Regions from separate parts of the Homo sapiens genome. Here region 1 is linked to region 2. Evidence: read pairs that join two places in POLR2A ChIA-PET (ENCODE). Cell type or tissue: HCT116. All regions are shown on one strand. Links, peaks and the distances in the headings refer to the core of each region. The heading gives the core; the rest is flanking DNA. Region 1 holds the start of KRTAP4-6 (keratin associated protein 4-6). Region 2 holds the start of KRTAP4-7 (keratin associated protein 4-7).

Region 1 (5,385 bases), core at 87-5,086, 57 kb before region 2:
TCCCTCCCATAACCTGTTGATATGGTTAGGCTTTGTGTCCCCACCCAAATCTCATCTTGAATTGTAGTTCTCATAATCCCCACGTGTCATGGGAAGGACACAGGGGGAGGCAATTTAATCATGGGGTCGGTTACCTTCATGTGATAGTGAGTTCTCATGAGATTTAAGGGTTTTATAAGGGGCTTATCTTCCTTCTCCTCTGCACTTCTCCTTGCTCCCACGATGTGAAGAAGGATGTGTTTGCCTCCCCTTCTGCCATGATTGTAAGTTTCCTGAGGCTTCCCCAGCCATGGTGAACTGTGAGTCAATTAAACCTCTTTCCTTTGTAAATTACCCAGTCTTGGGTATTTCTTCATAGTAGCATGAGAATGGACCAATACACCTGCCTTGCCACTAAAACCTGTTTCCTGTTTTTGGCCATGCTCTGAGCCCTCATTCTTTCTGGGACCTCAAGATGTTGTATAAGCTTCTGTACCTTATTGAGGGGTTGAGTTTTCATTCTGAAGGCTCTTGGGTATACTTGTTAGATAAATGTGTATGCCTTTTCTCCTACTAATCAATCCGCCTCAAGTCAGTGATTTTTCAGTGAGGAAAATCCTTCCTCCATTGCACTTCTGTGGTGCCTTATTTACACATGGGCTCTATCATCTCATTCTCCATTGGAAATTCATGTGTCTATCAGCTCCTTCTAGAATACAAACTCCACTAGGGCAGAGATCTCCAGGTTCCTCAGGCCCCACATAAGTTCACAAGAGACATCCCTTCATTCCCAGGAAGAGAAAATATTGTGAAGGTAATTTGTTCTTTCCTTGAATAATTGCTTTTCCCTGAATGTCCACGGCACTAAAGAAGACCCTTTATTTAGAACCATGATCATGTGAGGATTTTATTTAAAAACTCTTTATGGGCCGGGCACAGTGGCTCTCTCCTATAATCCCAGCACTTTGGGAGGCCAAGGTGGGTGGATCACCTGAGGTCAGGAGTTTGAAATCAGCCTGGACAACATGGTGAAACCCCATCTCTACTAAAAATACAAAATTAGACGGGCGTGGTGACACATGGCTGTAATCCCAGCTACTTGGGAGGCTGAGGCGGAAGAATTACTTGAACCTGGAAAGCAGAGGTTGCAGTGAGCTGAGATGGTGCCACTGCACTCCAGCCTGGGCAATAAGAGTGAAACTCCATCTCAAAAAATAAATACATAAATAAATAAAATAAAAACTTGTTATGAATGCAATTTCTGTGTAAATGTAACTGGACCCAGGTTCAGCTGCTTGCTGCTGGAAAGCCAACACATAAGAGGCAAGGGCTGGTGAAAGGAAAGTTAGTTCTAGTTGGAGAGCCAGTAAACCAGAGGATAACCTTGCTTTGTGTGAGGCCAAGAAAGATATTGGAGAAAAATGGCATTTGAACTAACTGGTAATGAATAACTAGAAGAATGCTAAGTGAAGGAAATAAAAACATTTCACCCCAAGATATATCTCACTGACATCCTTTAGCTAGTGAACTAGCATTCTAAAGTGCCATCTTAAATTTTAAAATTTGCCATAGGGTTTTGAAAGGGAAACTTGGCATGGGAGACATGCAGGGGTGGTGCAGGGTGCTGAGTCTGCATGTCTTGTTCCAATGGCTATCTTGGGTGTCCAGAGGTTTGGGAGGCATTATTTTGACTTCAGCCCAATGGTGGTGGATTAATTGTTCAAGATTCCCCCTAAGTGAGAGGATTCCTCAGGGCTCTGTGCCTGGTTTGTTTCAAGATTAGCCTCTGGAATTTCTTAAGCAAGAATATAATTAGATAAGATATTAGATAGTATTGCCAGAAGGGAGTGTGCAGAGGGAAGGAATGAAGAGGTGAGAGGGGAGGAAAGGAAGAGAAAGTGGGTGATTTTTAAAATTGAGGTCCACAGTTACATAAGTACCTGTAAGTTAAAGAATATATCTTTTATATTCCTCTCAATGCTTCTTAAAAAATCTTAGAAATAAGTGATACTAAAAAAAAACCCTGCTAGATGTTTTAGCTCAAAATGTATGAAAAAGATTTTAACAAAATGTCAATAAAGCATAACCATTACACATTTGATATTTCAAAAGGCAGATCAAAAACTATGATCCACATTACTCTACTTCAGCCTGTAGGACACTTTTGAAGACAGACGCAGCTCAAGCCCAGATGATGCTTTGTTCCTTAGAAACAGTGAGTCACTACTAACTGTTTCAAGGTGCACCAGAGTGATGAGAATTAACACAGCTTGCAATGACCTAGGAATTTAGTTAGCTCAATGGCCACCCAGAATACATACAATGAATCATAAGCTTCCTTATTTCTCACACTCAAAAACAGGAGCATATTTTCTTTTTTTCCTGTCAGCATTCCAGCTGATTGACACATGCATTTCTCCACTAGAGATCTTAGCCCAATCAGAAGCTCTCCCAAAACGATATCATGATGAGAAACAGACAAGTGACAGTGGCCCTCCCATGTCACATGATACCCAGAGACTGAAGTCATGTGACACTGAAACCAAGGAAAGGAAAACAAGAGGTGACTCATGTGGGAACACCAGGGTGAGAAAAGGGAAATAATCATTTTCTATATATTGGGATTTTTTACTAGAAAAACACAATATAATTTAGTAATTGCATTTGTGTCATATAAACAAAAACAAGGAAACAATCTTCTCATAATCACAAAGGCTCCTCAGCTGGGTATAAAAGGGGACATGCAGCAAGGAGACTCCCAAACTCACGAAACTCACTCTCTTGGAAACCCACCCAGAACCTTTACCCTCTGACACCATGGTCAGCTCCTGTTGTGGTTCCGTCTGCTCTGACCAGGGCTGTGGCCTGGAGACCTGCTGCCGCCCCAGCTGCTGTCAGACCACCTGCTGCAGGACCACCTGCTGCCGCCCCAGCTGCTGTGTGTCCAGCTGCTGCAGACCCCAGTGCTGCCAGTCTGTGTGCTGCCAGCCCACCTGCTGCCGTCCCAGCTGCTGTCCCAGCTGCTGTCAGACCACCTGCTGCAGGACCACCTGCTGCCGCCCTAGCTGCTGTGTATCCAGCTGCTGCAGACCCCAGTGCTGCCAGTCTGTGTGCTGCCAGCCCACTTGCTGCCGTCCCAGCTGCAGCATCTCCAGCTGCTGTCGCCCCAGCTGCTGTGTGTCCAGGTGCTGCAGGTCCCAGTGCTGCCAGTCTGTGTGCTGCCAGCCAACCTGCTGCCGTCCCAGCTGCTGCATCTCCAGCTGCTGCCGCCCCTCTTGCTGTGAATCCAGCTGCTGCCGCCCGTGCTGCTGCCGCCCCTGCTGCTGCCTGCGTCCAGTCTGTGGCCGAGTCTCCTGCCACACCACTTGCTATCGCCCAACCTGTGTCATTTCCACCTGCCCCCGTCCCTTGTGCTGTGCCTCCTCTTGCTGCTGAGCTCCTTGCCTGAAACTATCTCCTCCCCTTCAGCTCACTCCTCACAGAAGCAGACCTTGTGCATCTCATAAACAACTCAGAAGAGGCCATTCCCACCAACTGTGTTTCCATATCCTGGACATATATCTAGGATATATGTCCTGGCTATACATCTAGAATATATGTTCCCCATGTTGACCCAAGTGTGAAATTAGATATTATTTACAGAAAGAAATTAATAGAATTTACCAAATTTTATACCTTATATTTGTATTTATGGATACCAAGTTCTTCTGTCCCAAACATGGAAATTCTTGCAGGGTAACTCGGGGCAAGGTTGTCTCACTCTCAGATTTGAAAGTCTGATTGTTTCACCCTGTATTTCCTTTTACAGCAATGTTTCTGTATCTTATTTTTGCTGCTTCTGAATAAAACTCCACTTTTGTCGCATAGAAATACAATGTTCTTTTTGTGTTGCTTTGTAATGATTGTCCTTAGTTCCTGAGAAATTCCACCCAAAACACAACTGAACGAATCCTATTCTTGCTCTCACCTTCAAGAAAATTGCAACATGTAATGACCTAAAAAAAAGGCAATACATGGATGTTTCCAAAAGTATTGAAAAAAATAAAGATTTTAAGTTAAGTTTTTTTATGAATATGGAGAAGGGTTATATCCCACAGCTAAATTTTCTTAAATATTTTTGAAAGTGTATCTTTCCCTACAATCTCACTCCTCTCTTATTTGCTTTATTTTTCCGTTTCCCTCCTCCACCCATGGCCCCCGATCCTGTCATCTTGTTCTGCCCTTATCTCTTTTATCCCATTCTTGTAAAACCAGAGGCTACTCTTTAAGGTTTATCCATCTCTCGTGTAATTCAATTTATCACACTCTCAGCTGCTTTAATTTCATCTCCATCCATTAACAACAAAATAATTACCTTTAGGGAAAATCAATCTTCTGAGAAGTTGGGGAATTGCAGAAAATGTAAAATACTCAAATTTTAGTATTTTTCCTACCTTAATGACTTTTCTGTGGTGTGTATTTAATAGCATGGTCTTGGGGCACATGGTCTTGGTCAATAAATTCTACAAAAATGAATTTTCATAGAGAAATATGGGGACTTAGAAGAAACCAACTAACGGAATAGTTTGGTTCTTAGTTAAACCCAGAATATGGCCTATAAACTCCATCCTAGGGGGAAAATGGTGAAAATAAATTTTATGTCAATTCAAGCTAGTAAAAGCAGGAGAAACATTTAGAAAGTTCTGTACTAAATACATATTCTAGGAGTTAAAGGTCCAGTAAATAATGTAGTGGTATTGAATCATGAATCTTTAACTTCCATAGGTTCTACTACATGAACGAACAATAATTTAGACTGTGTAGGGGCATTATTCCTTCACACCACTTACAGCACACAACTCCTAATGGGTCAGAGAAAGTAGGTGAAAATTAAATGAACCTCCAGTTGGTCTCAGCATATGAAATGGGACTTTGAATGCCGTGGGACTGAATGTGGCTTCCTGGTCATAGGGAATAAGTGTCTGAGAATAAGACATCTATGCCCTGAGCTGTGGGACACTCCATCACTTGTAAGTTGAAAACAAAGCAACAGAAACCACAGGAGACTGGAAAGGAATCACCAGAGAAGTAAGACAACAACTAGCAGAGTGCAAGGTCCAAAATCCCGATGAAGGAAAGAGTGGTCACTTGAAAAAGTAAAGGACACTCACAGGTAGGAATTGAACAATGAGAACACTTGGACACAGGGCAGGGAACATCACACACAGGGTGGGGAACATCACACACCAGGGCCTGTTGGGGGGTGGGGGGCTGGGGGAGAGATAGTATTAGGAGAAATACCTAATGTAAATGATGAGTTGATGGGTGCAGCAAACCAACATGGCACATGTATACCTATGTAACAAGCTTGCACGTTGTGCACATGTACCCTAGAACATAAAGTATAATTAAAAAAATTAAAAAACA
Region 2 (5,385 bases), core at 143-5,142:
AAGAGCTTCTGCACAGCAAAAGAAACTACCTTCAGGGTGAACAGGCAACCTACAGAATGGGAGAAAATTTTTGCAATCTACTCATCTGACAAAGGGCTAATATCGAGAATCTACAATGAACTCAAACAAATCTACAAGAAAATAATTCTTAAAAAGAAAAGTGAGCCTTGAAATTTTCAGCCTTTCTGGGTTTATATATAGTAAAATGTTAAGTGTGGAGATGTTTAAATTATAACGTAAACCCATAGAGACCACTGTCAGAAATATACCATGCTATCCAGATAAAATACAGCTCAACATGCTTTTTTTTTCTCAGCAGAACTCACTGGGAAATAAAGCCCGCTTTTTGGTTATAAATTCCAAAATGTTGTTTATTGAGTGAAATGACTCGAGTACATTAAATTCTTTATAGAAGATTTCCCTTATTTCATTGGTGTCTACTTTTCTGAAATTTGGTTTTATGTTTTTTGTCAAAATAGGGACAATAGTATTGTGAGATATAATGTGTTCATGATAAAATGTGTTTCAAGAGCTAAGGCATGAATTAAATGTCTTAATTTAGAATATTAAGACACATGTGCACATACACACACATATACACACAGCACTTTTATTCCAATACCTTAAATTATCTATATTTGATATAGAATGTATCTTCAAAATGATTTCAAGACGGGTTGCTCCTCCTGTGTCTTTGTGTAAAATATAATTGCCAGGGAATCAGTAAAATAATTATGAAAGCAATAGAGAATGATACCAATGAATTCTTAAGTGCAGAAAAGTTTATTAGAAAGCAGAGATACAACAAAGCATAAGAAATTCACCCTAGGAGAAACACAGAATACAATTGGGTGGCTGGATCTGAGGGTGCAACATCAGTGACAAAACTGGTCCTGCAGATAATATCTACCTCACTGAGAAGGAGAATCTGTACCTTAAAGTGATAAAGAAAATAAGGAAATCAGAAGATTGGAATAATTTCTTAGCTAGTGTATTACAAATTAATTCACATTTGGTGCCACCACCAGAAGAAAAAGAAAGCAAAGGAGGGAGTTTAAAATGAACCAGAATGTTCTCACAGAGTCAGTGAAATGGTGGTGGGCTCTTTGGAAGCATAAGGTCCATCCTATTGAATGACATCAACCCCACTTCATGTATCCTAATGGTCAGCACAGTAGAAGGGTCTACATCTGTGGGCCAGTGGTGAAGGGGGACGTGAGCCAGGGCAGTGGGCTCAGCAGCAAGAGGAGGCACAGCACAAGGGGCGGGGACAGGTGGAGATGACACAGGTTGGGCGATAGCAAGTGGTGTGGCAGGAGACTCGGCCACAGACTGGACGCAGGCAGCAGCAGGGGCGGCAGCAGCTGGGGCGGCAGCAGGTGGGCTGGCAGCACACAGACTGGCAGCACTGGGGCTTGCAGCAGCTGGACATACAGCAGCTGGGGCGGCAGCAGCTGGAGATGCAGCACCTAGGGTGGCAGCAGGTCGTCTCACAGCAGGTGGGGCGACAGCAGGTGGGTTGGCAGCACACAGACTGGCAGCACTGGGGCCTGCAGCAGCTGGACACACAACAGCTGGGGCGGTAGCAGGTGGTCCTGCAACAGGTGGTCTGACAGCAGCTGGGGCGGCAGCAGGTCTCCTGACAGAGGTCTTGGCTGCAGCCCTGGTCAGAGCACACGGAGCCACAACAGGAGCTGACCATGGTGTCAGAACGGGGAGGATCTGGGTGGGTTTCCAAGAGAGTGAAGTTCTTGGGTTTGGAAGTCTTCTGGGTCCATAGCCTCCTTTATACCCTGCTGAAGGCCCATTGCCACCACGTCATTATTTCCTTATTATTTACCTCGTGGAAAACTTAATCATGTAATTACATAATTGTGTGTTTCTACTTAAATACTCCAAAAGAGAGAAAATAACCCATTTCCTTTTCCTGCTGTGCTCCTGTGTTTCTATTGGAAACACTTGTCATATTTCTTCCTTAGTGGGGGTCACCTTTGTCCCTGGTCTCTGCAGTGTCTTTTACAAAGCACTGGTCACATGACTCTGACACTTTATTTCTAAATGTGATTCTCCCTCCTACCTGTAGATTGCTCTCTGCAAATCATGGGGGACAACTTTTATAATGTTAATGTGTCTTTTGTTGTCAAATAATGTCCTGGTCAGATGAAATGTTGGAAAGGAATTAGAAGGAAGGACTCATTCGGGAGAAGGATGTCCCATCTATAATGAAGATGACTCTGATTCCGTGTATGCTTCTTGAATGGTTGGGGAGATGGTCAGATCTTAAGGAAGTTATAAACTCTGTGTCAGATCTCATTCCACCACTCCAAGTGAAAGTACTTAGCCATGACTCATTGCCTTTAATGAGTAAAAACACATTTTTCTGTATGTCTTACAGTATAGGCATTTGGAGTAGGAAGTTTTGATTTACCTTTGATCATCAAAACTGCATGATGGATTATTCATTGACAAAAGCATTTGTTATATGTAAACAATATTTAGAATTATTAAGCCTTCAATAATATGCATCCAAGACATTCTATTGGGTACTCTGGGTATAGAACAGATAAACCCTCCTCTTTTTCCTGCAGGTACTTGTATAAGACACATGCATAAGAAACAGAATTTGGCAAAAATGAAAAGAATTACAATTATGTTCATTAAACAACTAAAATAAAAATGTATAGTATGTGGATAAGTTCCATACATCCTCAGGGTATGTATATTACTTGTGAAGTATTGACTATGTACCAGACATTGTGCTAAATATCTTTTTCATTTTCACTCTTTATTACAACCTTATAAAGTAGTGTACATTCTTATTGCTCTTTTAGCAGAATACTCAAAAGAAGCATTAAAAAGCTAAAACAAACAAACAAAATGCTTGTCCAAGATTAAAGAGAAAGTAAGCCTAATATGTCTTAGTGTAGCCAAGAAAGTGGTAAAGAACAAAATTTGCTAAGCTTGCTGAAACTGCTTCATCTTCTTGGAATGTGTCGTCTTTTTTTGTCCACTCTGCAAACTCCTACTCATTTGTCAAAACCCAGTTAAATATTTCCTCCTCAGTAATATCTTTCCTGATAAACTACCCCATTCATTTATCATTATTTCCTGCCTTGTGCTCATAATGTGATACATTCTACTGTATCATAGACGTTTACTTCTTTCATTCCCCCATATGCAATGCAAATAGCCTGAAGGCATGGGCTATGACGTTTCTTTTTGTTACCATGATACTCAGCACAGAGAACACCGGAAATAAATGTTTGTTGAATGAATGAAGGCTTTTTGATGACATAGAAGCATGTAAGGTCCTTTAAAAATGTATATATCGTTTGACTTCTGGATAAAAGAGAGGAAAACATTCCAAACAAGGAGATCAGAGTTTCATTTCAGGAAAACTACAATTATTTATGTGGTAAGCAACATGTCCCCTGATAAATAGCATATGTGGAACCTTGTGGAATTAGGATTCCGTTTATAGAATGAGACTTGGTTATAGATAACCAGGAATACCATGTTATCCCATTGTGGAAGGGAGAGAGGGTGAGACAGAGAAAGAAGGAGTCAAACTCATCCTTTTATAAGGAACCCACTCTTGTGATAACAACATTAATCCACTCATGAGGGTGGTGTCACCATGACCCAAACATCTCCTGTTAGGCCCCACCTCCCAACACTGCTGCATTGAGGATCAAGTTTCCAACACATGAACTTTGAGGGACACATTCAAACCATTGCATTCCACCCTTGGCCCCCCACATCCATGTCCTTCTCATACGCAAAATATATTCCTTTTATCCCAATAGTCCCAAAGTCATGTTCCATCACCAACTTAAAAGTCAAAATGTAAATCTAAGAGTCTCATGTGACTCTGATATGAATAAGACTCAACACAGGACTTATCCTGAGGCAAATTCTCCTCCATATGTGAACCTATTAAAGAAGTTATCTAGTTCCAAAATCCAATGGTGGGAGAGGCATAGGATAGACAGGCCCATTCCAAAAGGGAGCAACAGGAAAGAAAAAGGGTAACTGGCCCCAGGTGAGTCCAACAGGGAAGACAGCATTAAATCTTAAGACTGGAGAATAAACTTCGACTCCATGTGCTGTCTCCTGGATGTGCCCGACATGGGGAAGGGCTGCCTGGGGCCTTGGTGTTAGGCCCCAAATGCCCTCAGATAGCCCTGCCCCATGGCTTTGCTGGGCTCAGCCCATACAGCAGCTATCTGATTGGAGTCTCTGCTGCAGCTCTCTCAGGCTAGTATTGCAGGCTGATAGTTCTACAGTTCTAGGGTCTCAGTGGCTGCTCTGACCCCCCGTTTTCCTGAGCATGGCCCTAGGAGGACCTCTCTGCTGTGGCTACACCCCTAAGGCAGGCTGTCAGAAACATCCTTTCAAACCTAGGTGGACAACCATTGCCCCACAACTCCTGCAGTCTGTGTATCTACAGTCAGTACTACATCAACACCACCAAGGCTCACAGTTTGTACCCTCTGCAGCAGCAGCACAAGTCTCATCTAAGCCCACTTGAGCCACAACTGGAGCAGCAAAGGGGCACTGTGCTAGAATGTGGAGAGTACCAAGCCCTTTCTGACCTCAAGTTTCTCTCATTTGGAGCCTGTGATGGGAGGGATAGCTTCAACAATCTCTGAAATGCCTTCAGAGCCATTCTCCCATTGATCTGATGAACAGCACCTAGCTTCCTTCTATTCTTATCAATCCTTGTATCAAAGCATCACTTGGCCACACCCTTGCATGCTTTTTCATTCTTTTTTTTAAATTTTATTATTATTATACTTTAAGTTTTAGGGTACATGTGCACAACGTGCAGGTTTGTTACATATGTATACATGTGCCATGTTGGTGTGCTGCACCCATTAACTTGTCATTTACATTAGGTATATCTCCTAATGCTAGCCCTCCCCCCTCCCCCCACCCCACAACAGTCCCTGGTGTGTGATGTTCCCCTTCCTGTGACCATGTGTTCTCATTGTTGGTCAGGTTGCACATTTTCTACATCTATATTCTGTGTTTCCCTTTTAATTGCGAATTCCACCTTTAAATCGTTTCTTTCCTCTTGCATTTTACTATACGCAGTTCAAAGACACCAATCAGCTCCTTCAACATTTTTCTTGGAAATTTCTTCCCCCGATATACTTGTTCTTCTTTCTTTAACTCTGCCTTCCATAAAGCCTTTAGACATGAACATAATTCAATCAAGTCCTTTGCCACTTTGTAACAAGGATGGCCTTTACTCCAGTTTCCAATTCTTGTTCCTCATTTCCATCTGAGATCTCATCAGAATAGCCTCTATTGTCCATATTTCTCTCAGCATTCTGGCCACGACCACCTAAATAACCTATAAGAAGATTCATACTTTCCCTA

The links. ChIA-PET counts read pairs that join two places held together with the same protein. Peaks named below come from ENCODE experiments on the same cell type or tissue, not always from the same donor. Only the 100,000 strongest peaks of a DNase experiment are listed, where the experiment ranks them.
Region 1: POLR2A ChIA-PET joins it to region 2 with 5 read pairs; 2 of 35 experiments call an interaction of 5 or more read pairs at or near these places.

The regions. Positions count from the first base shown.
Region 1 is chr17:41,137,899-41,143,283 of GRCh38, reverse strand. It overlaps KRTAP4-6 (keratin associated protein 4-6), which reads left to right and starts at 2,740. Exons shown (of 1, transcript NM_030976.2): 1 at 2,740-3,851. The coding sequence starts at 2,797. The coding sequence ends at 3,414. RefSeq lists an enhancer at 3,096-3,608. In HCT116, for the core only: no CTCF peak of the experiment used is centred there; no DNase peak of the experiment used is centred there; H3K4me3 peaks cover 485 bases; H3K27ac peaks cover 448 bases.
Region 2 is chr17:41,080,524-41,085,908 of GRCh38, reverse strand. It overlaps KRTAP4-7 (keratin associated protein 4-7), which reads right to left and starts at 1,759. Exons shown (of 1, transcript NM_033061.4): 1 at 765-1,759. The coding sequence starts at 1,702. The coding sequence ends at 1,235. RefSeq lists an enhancer at 935-1,464. In HCT116, for the core only: no CTCF peak of the experiment used is centred there; a DNase peak (open chromatin) is centred at 2,211; H3K4me3 peaks cover 2,494 bases; H3K27ac peaks cover 3,089 bases.